2 separate regions of the Homo sapiens genome follow, and region 2 is linked to region 1. A link is a loop called in an ENCODE intact Hi-C map of the cell type or tissue named here. Cell type or tissue: PC-3. All regions are shown on one strand. Each heading gives the region's core, and the rest is flanking DNA. Links, peaks and the distances in the headings are about the cores only. Region 1 overlaps SH3TC2 (SH3 domain and tetratricopeptide repeats 2). Region 2 has its middle 100 kb from the start of MIR584.

Evidence for each region. A loop is a pair of places that touch in the nucleus more often than their neighbours do. Peaks named below come from ENCODE experiments on the same cell type or tissue, not always from the same donor. Only the 100,000 strongest peaks of a DNase experiment are listed, where the experiment ranks them.
Region 2: a loop joins it to region 1, with 4 times the contacts of the local background. A loop is called at or near these places in 14 of 110 quality-filtered maps.

Annotation. Positions count from the first base shown.
Region 1 is chr5:149,032,470-149,037,853 of GRCh38, reverse strand. The region is part of intron 8 of SH3TC2 (SH3 domain and tetratricopeptide repeats 2); the gene reads left to right. Among named protein-coding and RNA genes, the nearest start is that of MIR584, 27 kb to the left of the region's middle. In PC-3, for the core only: CTCF peaks have their summits at 2,170 and 2,383 (motif pointing right); DNase peaks (open chromatin) are centred at 673 and 2,373; H3K27ac peaks cover 1,107 bases.
Region 2 is chr5:148,958,811-148,964,194 of GRCh38, reverse strand. No RefSeq gene overlaps it. Among named protein-coding and RNA genes, the nearest start is that of MIR584, 100 kb to the left of the region's middle. In PC-3, for the core only: no CTCF peak of the experiment used is centred there; DNase peaks (open chromatin) are centred at 2,164 and 2,714; H3K27ac peaks cover 3,243 bases.

The DNA of each region.
Region 1 (5,384 bases), core at 165-5,164:
ATGTGTGACTTCAGCATTGGCTAGGAGGGCAGAGTGTTTCTCTTACTCTTTTCTGCCTTGAATCCAGAAAGGCTGGTTCTGAGGAGCAGACCCATCTGCCTGGCCAATCAGGAGAAGGTGATCAGCCTGCTCCACCCACCCTGTCATGGAAGGACAGAGATATCGGGTATTGCTCCATCTTTTTGGAGTGGGCTTCCTATGTGGGGATAGGAAACAGTAGAAAGCCTGGGCGCAGGAAGTACACGAGGAAAGGGAGAGTTGGCTCCTAACACTGACACAACATAGCGCCCTACACTGGGAAAATGTGGCCCCAGAAATGTCTAACGATCTGAACAGAGACTTAAATTCTTTCTCTTGTGGGAAATAGCCAATGAAGAGAGCAGACCAAGGGGCAGAAGCTCCCTGTAAGCCCTGCCCTTCGTGGGGAGAGGAGGAGACAGAAGGTTATTTTTTTTCTATGTAGAAATGTGGGAGTCCAAATAACTATAAACAAGGAAGACCACTCACTGAGCTCCTGGAGAGGTATGGAGAACTATCGGGACTTGTAAGGAAGAAAAGGATATCAAGAGAACTTCATGAAGAAGGGGACATGTGAATTAAGCTTTGCACAATGTAAAATATTTCAACAGATGTTGATGGGAAAAGAGGTCATAGGTAGGAAAGTGAGTCAGTGCTTGAAGAACGACTCATGTAGTTTGGAGGAAGTTACCAGAAGGTCACTGGTGCAGCAAAGGTGGGTCCATGCTCTGGAAACCTGGGAATGCCTGTGTGAGGGCCCTTTCCTTAACCTGGCAGAGAATGGGGAGCTACTGCATGTCTCTGAGCAAGGGTGACATATTATATGACTGGACCTTTTCTCTAGGAAATGAAACCTGGCTTTGGGGGAGGCATGCATCATCAGGGGGAATCTGGAGGCAGGAGACCAGCGAGAAGCCCACGGTGGCACTTAGAAAAGGGTGAGAATGGAGAGGAAGGCCACTGCTGAGGACCAATGGACAGGAAGTCAAAGATTCCAGGAGCTTTACAAATATGGACACCTGTGTTCTGCCTCCAGAGGCTGTTGTGTAACTGGTCTGGATGGAGGCTGGGCAATTATATTGATAAAAGCTCCCCAGGTGGGGCTGGTGGGCAACCAAGGTGAGAACATTGCTCTGAACCACCCCTTCATGTTACCACAGGGGGAACAGAGGACCCCAGGGATGAAGGAGCTGAACCCAAGGCCTTCCCTCTGGAACTTTAGAATCCTGACATTAAATCCAGTGAGCTCTCATTAAATGTCCTGGTGATTTTAAATCCTGACATGAAATCCAATACATTCTGGTGAGAAGTCCCAGTGAAAGGGAGAAAGAAAAAAGAGGATGGAAAATAGGAATGGGGGAAGAACCCTGGAGGATGCCTCCATTTACAGAGCAGAGGAAGAGAGAACGCAGAGAGGAAACAGAGGAGCCACAGAGAGGAAGAAACAAGCTGCGGGGGAGGCGGGGCTGACACCTGTGCTGTCATCAGAGAGGTACAGCAGGGCCAAGTGAGGAAAGAAAGGCCTTTGGGACTGGCCATTGGTAGGTCTTCTGGAAGCACAGTAGCTACATGGCTTACAGAGTTGTGGAGTCAGGGTCCCCAAAAGGCATTCATGACCATGTGAGTGCAGCTTGTGCCTCCACTGGCTTACCAGCTCCTTGTCTTTGGACATATTCATTTATCTCTCCATGCCTCAGTTTTCTCATCTGTAAAATGTGTAGAATGTTAGCACTTGCCTAATAGGATTGCCGTGACTTTAAATGAGCTAATAATACACACAAAGCCCTTAGAATGGTGCCTGGCACAGTGTGTGTGTGTGTATGATCCACAGGCACTTGTTCTTATTGTTGTTTGTGTCATTGCCGTTGTTGTGGGTGGTGATCTTGAGAGGCAGTTTTAATAGGATATTGGGGACAGATGTCATTTTCATAACTTATATTTGGACTTCTGCACCTCACGCTAATTTACCTCAAATGACAGTAAGTCAGCACTACTGAATTAATTCAGTCATCATATTTTCACTGGCTTAGTTGTAAGGGGTCCTCTCACACTGAAGAGCAGCGTCCTCTGTGCTGTGTGAGGTGGACTATGACATTCTCCTGTGCCTGGTCAGTTGTGGGACCCAATGCACCAGAGATTGCACAATTGGTACCGAAGGGGAAAATGAGTCAGAAAACAGGGAGGGGTGGCACAAGGAGAAGAGGGGAACTGGCTCCTTGCATATCCCCCAAAGCACTCTCCAGATATCAGAGCTCCTTGAATCACAGCAACAGAGGGATGGGTTTTGAGCTCAGAGGAATGACCCAACTCCACGCAAGCAAGCCGCTGAAGTCTCTGCACGCTGCCGTCCGACTGGCCACTGGGTGTCACTCTTGTCTATGTTTGCTGGGTGTCAGGGTCTGAGAAGAAATTCAGCCTTTGCTGAAGTCTCCATCTTCTCCGTGTAGGTTTTCTTTTTGTGCTTGTGTATTACTCCCTAAAGTATGTGTGTATACTTAAGTGCCTAAATTAAAAAAATAAGTCAGATTGATAAATTAATGTACTCAAAACCAGAAAAAAGAACATAGGAAAAAAGCTAGTATTTTATAGTATTACAGTTAGAAAACATTCTTTTGTTACATTCCTTCTTTTATTCTTCATATTGCCTGTGTCTTTATAATTCAATTTCTTGTGGAATCTATTTTTGACACTAATAATTTTGCCATTGGTCTCATAGCCATTTATTTGCATGATGTGTCTACGTGTAATATATTTTATTACATATTGACAGCAAGTTGTCCACTTCTTCTTCATAGAGTATCTATTTTAGTAGCTATTTTCAGTGAAGATCTGTGGGTTATAAATACTCTCAGTCCTGAGTCTTGGCCTGTCTTAAATATATATAACACTTAACATATACTCTTGAATTATAATTTAGCTAGGTATAGCATAACATCTTCAAAGTTTGCAGGAAAAAATAACTTTAACTATAAAATTGCAAATCCATGTTGCCAGGGCCTTGTCCATTTTGCTTGTCTTTTCAGAGAATCATTTTTTCTTTTGTTGACCATCTTTATTGATTTTTGTTTTTATAATGATACTTCATTAATGACAGCATTTGCTTTGATTATTTTTGTCTACTTTCTTTGTTTTTATTTCATTAATTTATGATCTTATCTTTCATATTCAATTCATTCATTCTATAAAGTTGAACTGTCAATAGTAATTAAACCAAGAAAGGAGGCGTAGGAGAAATAGAGAACTTAAAAAGACCTGTAAGCATAAAGAAATGGACATCATGTTAAAAATGATATTATATTTATTTATTTTGCTCAGGACTTGGTGTGTTTCTTCAATATGAAGATTCATGTCTTTCTTCAATTCTGGAAAATTTTCAGTCCTTCTTCCTTTGAATATTGCCTCTCTCTCGTTCTTTTTAGTCTCTCTTCTGGAATTCCTATTAGAGGTACGTTGGACTTACTCTATCCTCATTCTTGCTTAATCAGTTCTTTTATATTTTTTATCTTTTTGTCACACCAGGCTAAATTCTGATTGATTTTCTTGACATAATCTTCAGTTTCACTAATTCTCACCTCTGCTATGACTAAACTTGCTGTTTAACCCACCCATGTAGTTCTTAATTTCTGTGCCTTTATTTTCCATTTTCTACGATTTATATTTTGCTATTTTTCATATATGGCTGTTTCTTCTCACAGTGCTCCATCTTTTCATTGTAGCTTCTATTTTTTCTTATTATTTCACCTTTTTAATCATTCATATAAATTCTTCTTCAGATTATTGTCATTTCTAGTTTTTTGTAGTGTTAATATAGTTATTTGTGTATCTGCTGGCTCTCGTTGTGAATAGTTCATTTTATTGCATGGTTTGTATTTTTTGTTACATGAACTAATTTTCAACATTTTAAAAGATGGGTTTTATATGGATCCTGGACTGAAGAAAACCTTGCTGACTAGGTTTTGCATTTGCTTCTCCTGGAACCTTAGGGAGTAATGATCCAGGACTGATTTTTTACTATTAATTCTTGGATCGTGGTACCAACACCAGGTAGTGTAAATTCAGATCCCACACGTCCCAGTGGCATAAGCCTAGGTGTTTGATGTTTTCCAGGGACTCAAATAGATGAAAAGTGTGTTCTCGGCAGGTAGGAAGAAATTTTTCAATCTGCTCTTTGCTCTTTACAGAAGTTGAACTCTTTCAGACTCCAGGGAGTTTAATGGGCTCCCTGCTTCAGGCAGGTCTAAATCACATCTCCTGTCCTTGGGGTGGGCATTAGAAGGTCAACCCCAGTTCTGAAGGCCAGAGTCCCAGCTGAAACCACCAGGAGCTCTGGGCCATCTGCTTTCACCTGCCAATCTGGGTTTGGTTTTTGCTTTTGTTACTGGCTTCCAGTGATTTCCCTTTCTTTCTTTAAATAATGTACTAAAATATTCATCTTTGTTACAGATTTTTCTATAGATATGGGGGAGAGTGGCCCTTTTAGAGCCCTTTAACCTGCCATATTGCCAGAAGCTTTGCCATGTTCTTCTAACCCAGTTTTCATGTTTGGAAATATCTAATGCAATTTGTCAAGCTTCTTGGCCTTTCCCTAAATTCTAAATTCTCGTAAGTTGTCCTGGAACTCAGGACTTTAGCAGATGTTGTGAGGCAATGCACGCAGAGGTAGAAGACCTCAGTTTTAGTTTCAGCTTTACCACTTTCTAGCCATGCAATTCTTAGCATGTCACTGAACAGTTCTGAATCCTTTTCTTAATCTACAAACATGGATTAAAAAAACCTGCACCATAAAGTTGTTATAAACAGTAAATGAAATAGTAAATTTAGGAATACATTGTAAAATTTAAGAGATCTATAAAACTTTGGGATCAATTTATCCCAGTTGAATTTAGTTGTAGATTTCAATTACATGCTGTTTTGAGATTAGAAGCTTCCGTGGTGTTGGGGGGAATCTGGCGATCAGCCCAGGGAGATGGGGGCCCAGTCAGTGTGGTACTATTAATAGTGTTCTCATCATGGGCTTTCAAACTACATTTACCTGAGTTATGGGGACAAATGGTAATGGCTGATTACAGTACCCCCATCCCATCCCCTCCTTGAACACTGCTTTAATTAGAGAAGTTCTTATGTCCTGCTCTACCACTCCCTAACCACCAACTTCATTTTGCTGTGCCTCAGTTTATTCGTCTGTAAAAAGGATAAGAGTAGTACGTGCCTTGTATGGCAAATGTGTGGATTAAATAAAATAACAGTATCTGGTTCTTCATACCACTTCCTCCCAAAGTATTAGCTATTATTAACTCCTGGGCTTCCAAGTTAATTTTGTTTTCAAAATGGGTTCTGACATTAAAACATTCTCTATTTAGAACTAA
Region 2 (5,384 bases), core at 220-5,219, 74 kb after region 1:
GGGGCATCCTGCATTTCTATAGACTCTACCTCTAACCCACAGGGAGAAGCATTGCTATTGATATGATTATTTCTGAGAACAATGTCTTACATAGGTACAGTGGAAGTGGTTAACTCTTTCACAGTGTTCCTGCACTTTTCCCCACATTTCCTTCTCAAGACTATCTTGCAAGGCTTGCTGATTGCCTATTCAACTACTCTTCTTCCTCCCATCTTCTTTGCTGTGGAGCCCAGCTCTATATTGTGACAGAAATGCCAGGATATTGCTTTGCTAGCCTTCTACAGGGCCTGGAGGTGGTCACATGACCCTGTTCTGGCTAATGACAGAAAAAGGAAGTCTTCAGAGAGGCTTCTAGGAAATAGTTTCTCTTTCATAAGACAGCAATAGTGCAAGAGAGATTCCCTATTCCTTACTTTCTGTTTCTAGATGTAGCTTTGTGACATTTGGATGTGATACTTGGCTTTGTGGTAATGGGATGTGATATTTGGAGCTGTGGCAGCCATCTTGGGCCAGGATGGGAAATGACTTGTGGAAGACAGTCAAAGGGAGGGTGAGAGATAAGAAGATCCTGAGCTCCTGGGACATCCCTGAGCCTGGAACCATCTCCATTTGGACGATTCTCATTATACTAATGAGAAACTAATACTAATAAAAACTTTCTGTTAAAACCACTTAGGATCAGATATTCCGTTACTTTGCAGCCAAAAGCATCTTAATTCAAACAGTTGGGTACTATAACCTCTAGTTTACATAATTTTTAAACATTTAGCAAAAATGCATATAGTTCTTACTGTGTGTTAGGTACTGTCCTGAGGGCATTCTGTGTATTAACTCATTTAGTTTTCATAATGATACTATGAGACAGGTATTATTATGCCCATTTTACAGAAGAGGAAGCTAACGCCCAGTATGCTAAATACTGTATGAAGTCACACACCTGGTAAGAGACAGAGCTAGGGTTTCATCCTAGGTTGTCTGGCTTCAGAGGCTACAGGCTTAATTGTTATCCTGTGCTCCCTCTCTAGTAGATAGGAAATGGTTTGCCCCAGGTCACATGACACAGGTATTCTTCCAGCACCTGGTGCCACCCTTCACCTGGAGCAGACACTGGAACAGTCTGTAGACCCACCCATCCATCTCCTCACCAGTGTGCTCTCCACTGCTGTCTTTCTTCATCATCCTTAAGCTCGTTATAGTCCTGGATTTTAGTGGGTGCTAAAGCCAAGGACTAGATTTGAAGCCTCTTTTCTGCCCACCTGCTGCTCTTTCTTCCTCCCTCCTAGCTGCAGACATCAAACTGTTGCTGGCCAGGTAAGCACAGGAGGAGGATACAGGAGGGCAGGTCCCTTGTGCTGTGCATCCCACTGAGGGGATATTGTGTGGTGGCGGTGTGCACTGGGTTTGGAGTCAGATGAAGTTAAGTTCTGCAACTTCTAGCTGTGTTAACATAGGAAAATCCCTTCTCCTCTCTGAACCTCAGTGTCCTCTTCTGTACAATGGGATAATAATGACCTAACCAATAATGTTCTTTGAATGTTAGATGAGGCATACCATATAAAATGTTTAACGAAGAATCTGACACCCAGAAATCACCCAGTAAGTGAAAGATACTGTTACGAGTGGTATTACTTTTTCAATTCTCATTACCACTATGTTTGAAGTCGTTTGTGAGCTAAAATGTCTGGAGACCGCCTGCTCTGTATGAAGTGGAGGAAATCTTGGGGCATCTAGGAGGGAGGGAGAGGTGCTGATCTAGGAGTCAGAATAGCAGGATCTTAGCTCAGCTGTGAGATCTCAGTGGCTGTAAAGGGTGTGTGTTGCCTGAGATGATCCCCAAGTGCCTTTCCCAGCTGGAACAGACCACATTGTGATATGCACCAAACAGATGGCCTGCATTCTCTGTAGGAGCCTGCACAGCCCAGGTGCAGCTACCATCATTGAGGGCCCTGATTCGGTTGTTTCTCCAAAATTGGCCAAAGCTGCTAGCAGGTTTCTGTCCCATTAGCCACCAGCATGACCAGTGCCTGGTGTCTGGCATGAGGTGAATGGTTAATAAGCCTGAGTTGGATGAATGAATGAACTCCAGTATGTGAGGGAGTGGTGCCTGTGACCCCTAAAGGTGGAGCAGGTTTGGTTTCTTTTAGTATAAATATTTAGAATATGACCATGATTGCAGTTTTTGGCAAGAGTGAATCACTTACTCATGGTCATGGCCTTGAACCTAACCAAACCGCCAGCCAGCACCAGAATAAACTGCACAGAATCGCTGGCCTCAGCCAAAAGGAAATTGACTTTCTATTGACCCATGAGACAGGTCCGGTTTTTTTTTTTCTTTTAAATTTTTTACAAACAGTACAATGTCTAGTAAATCTGACCAAACCAGATACCTCTATTTATTTTTTTCTAAAACCTTGAACTGGAACAAAATTAGACCCCACATAATCCTTATTTATAATATTACTCAATGTGTGCAAATAGTAATGATGTTAACTAACATTCATAGGGCAATGCTATGTGTATTATCTCATGTATTCCTCAAACACACCTATGAAGTAGGTGCTATTTTAATTCCTATTTTACAAGCAAGGAAAAGTTGACAGCTAAATAACTTTTGCCAAGGTCACGCGGCCATTAGAAGGCAAAGTGAGCATTTTAATCATTTGAATCCAGGTCCACTTGATTCCCAAGCTGGTGCTCTCAGCTCTCTGGCTCTCCTGTGTTCTCAGCATCAGCGACAGCTGCAGTTTATTGGGCATACATTGTGAGGCAGTCACAGGGCTGAGCATTCTTCACACATGAGCTTGGTCAATCCCTCCACAGTACTATCAGGAGTGCACCATTGTTAGCTCCATTTTAGCGATGAGGAAACAGGGATTTCATGAGATTATTTAACCTGCCTGCCATCTGTGGATGGTGGTGTTAAGCGCTTCATGTAGAGTGATAGAGCTCAGCAAGCTCCAGGGCAACAAAGAATGGGGGACTTTTCCAGTGTCACACAGTGAATCAGTGGTTGAGCTGGAACAGAACTTCATTGAATACTTTTCATTCACTGCTAGGAGAATGTTGTAGTTAACAGTGGGAGGGGGACCTGCTATAAGGTCAATCTGGTGTGTCACTTGCTCTGGTGGCAGGAAAGAGTTTAGTGGATTAGAGCATATACTTTGGATCATACAGACCTGTGCTCAGGGCCACCATGGGAAAGAGCCTTCCTCTCCCTGAGCCTGTGTTTCTTCTTCTGTAGAATGGAACAATAACCATAGGCCTGCCTCTTGGGTTTGCTGGAGAAGAAAATGAGAGAACACACATTAAATGTCTGGCACAATGACTGCCATGCAGTTAATATGGAATAGCTGTTGTTGTTATGTTGTTAATTGAAATGATCCATGATCCAAAAGAGGCTTGGAAACACTGCACCATATGGAGAAGGCTTGAAATCCACTTCGCAATGACTGCCTTGTGATAGGAAGGAGATGTAAAGGCTGAAGAGTGTCTATAAGTGGTACGCAGGCACTTGGGACACACAAACACATACACACATACATGCTCCTGAAACCTGCACGCACATGTACTTGTGGCATATGTACACTCATACACACGTGCACACACATGTACACACAATATACTTGTACACACATGCTCACATACATGCACCTGCATATGCTCTCACATGGACATACACATATGGACAATATACTCGTGGCATCTATGTTTTCATACATGCATCTGCAACCCACACACACATGCACTTGTAACATACACATGCACAAACAACATACTTGTGGCATACAGATGCTCTTACACATGCACACACATGCATGGACACATGCGTCACACACAATACACTTGTAGCATACACATGCTCACATGCATATGCACACACATACATGCACACACATATACCTGTGCACACACACATTGCATCTGCACACACTCTCTCCCTTCCTTAGCCTGGTGAACACCTACACATCCTTTAGCTCTCAGGCCAAAGGTCACAGCTTTAGGGCAGCCACTTTGACTCAGGCCAGGACACTCAGGCTGAGCTATCTTGGCACCTAGCACCTCCACCTCTCATCCAAACTGTCCTCTCTCAGCCCATAGGTACTTCAGTCCCAGGCTCTGTTGCCATCACTCTAGGGAGCTTCAGGGTGCTCAGGGATCCTCCTCAGCTTGCATCTCATTGCATGTCATTGAATAATTGTAATAAGTTGCTTAATTCTACAATTCCTGCTAGAAGGCCACTTCTGTGAAAGGCAGGGATAAAGCTGACTCTTCTCCACAGATCAGAATCATTTGATGCAGACTGGCACATAGTATGTCTTCAATACCTAGATGCCATTGATTGAACAGAACCACCAGGATCTCATTTGCATGCAAGCTGAAGAATAAGCTTGTTCATATTGGGGTTACCCTGCACAAGATGTCTCCTATGGGGTTTTTAGCCACGGGGTCTCTAATGATTTGGAGCCTCACTCAGAGGAAGCCAAGCCTCAGAATGCTGTATAAATTGGTAAAAAAAAAAAAAAATCTAACTTTGAAATGCATTCCTAGTCACCAGGAAAACACGTTTTGGGGGGAGAGAATGTCTAACAAGCCTGAAATGTAGACAACTCCTTATTGCTTCTGACTGCACTTTCTCCTGGGAAGTTAGGGGACACCAGCAGTTGCCATGAGTAGGACTGACCAGTCACTGTCTGGGCTGAGGCAGACTGCTTTCTTTATTTTACAGCAGTAGGGAACCCCTTGTTAGACATAATGAAGGCAGAGGTTGATGGGCAGATGGAGATGAGAAACACAATGCCTGGTGGTAAAAAGCAGGTGGCTCAGCTTAGAGTCATTTATTTTAATTCATTCATTTATTTAAGAAATAGTTCTGGGCACTTTCTAAGTGCCAGGCACCGTGTTAGCTGCTTGGGACATAGGAGAAAATGGGATAGACGTAGTCCTTGACCTGGGGGTGCTCAAGTTTAGCTGGGGAGGTGGACAAGGAAATAGGAAACCAATATGCAGTGTGATCAGTGCTCCAGGGGGATTCAGAAGAGGAGTTCCAGGGAGAGTGGTGCTGGCTTCTGGAAGAAGGGATGTCTAAGCCAAGATCTGGAGGATGAGCCAGGCTAGGAGATGGGGAAATGTGGTATGAAGGAGGAGAACAGTCAGTGGGCAGACCTCAAAAGGAGAGACATGGCAGGAGTTCAGAGTGGCAGCAGCGGGGTGGGGGTGGTGGCAGGGAGGGCAGGGTCCCGTCATGCACAGCTCATTCCTGAGGACTGCTCCCTAGGGTGATGGCAACAGAGCCTGGGACTGAAGAGCCCATGGGCTGAGAGAGGACAGTTTGGATGAGAGATGGAGGTGCTCACGGGAACTGGGGCTTTGCATGAGGCTGCGGG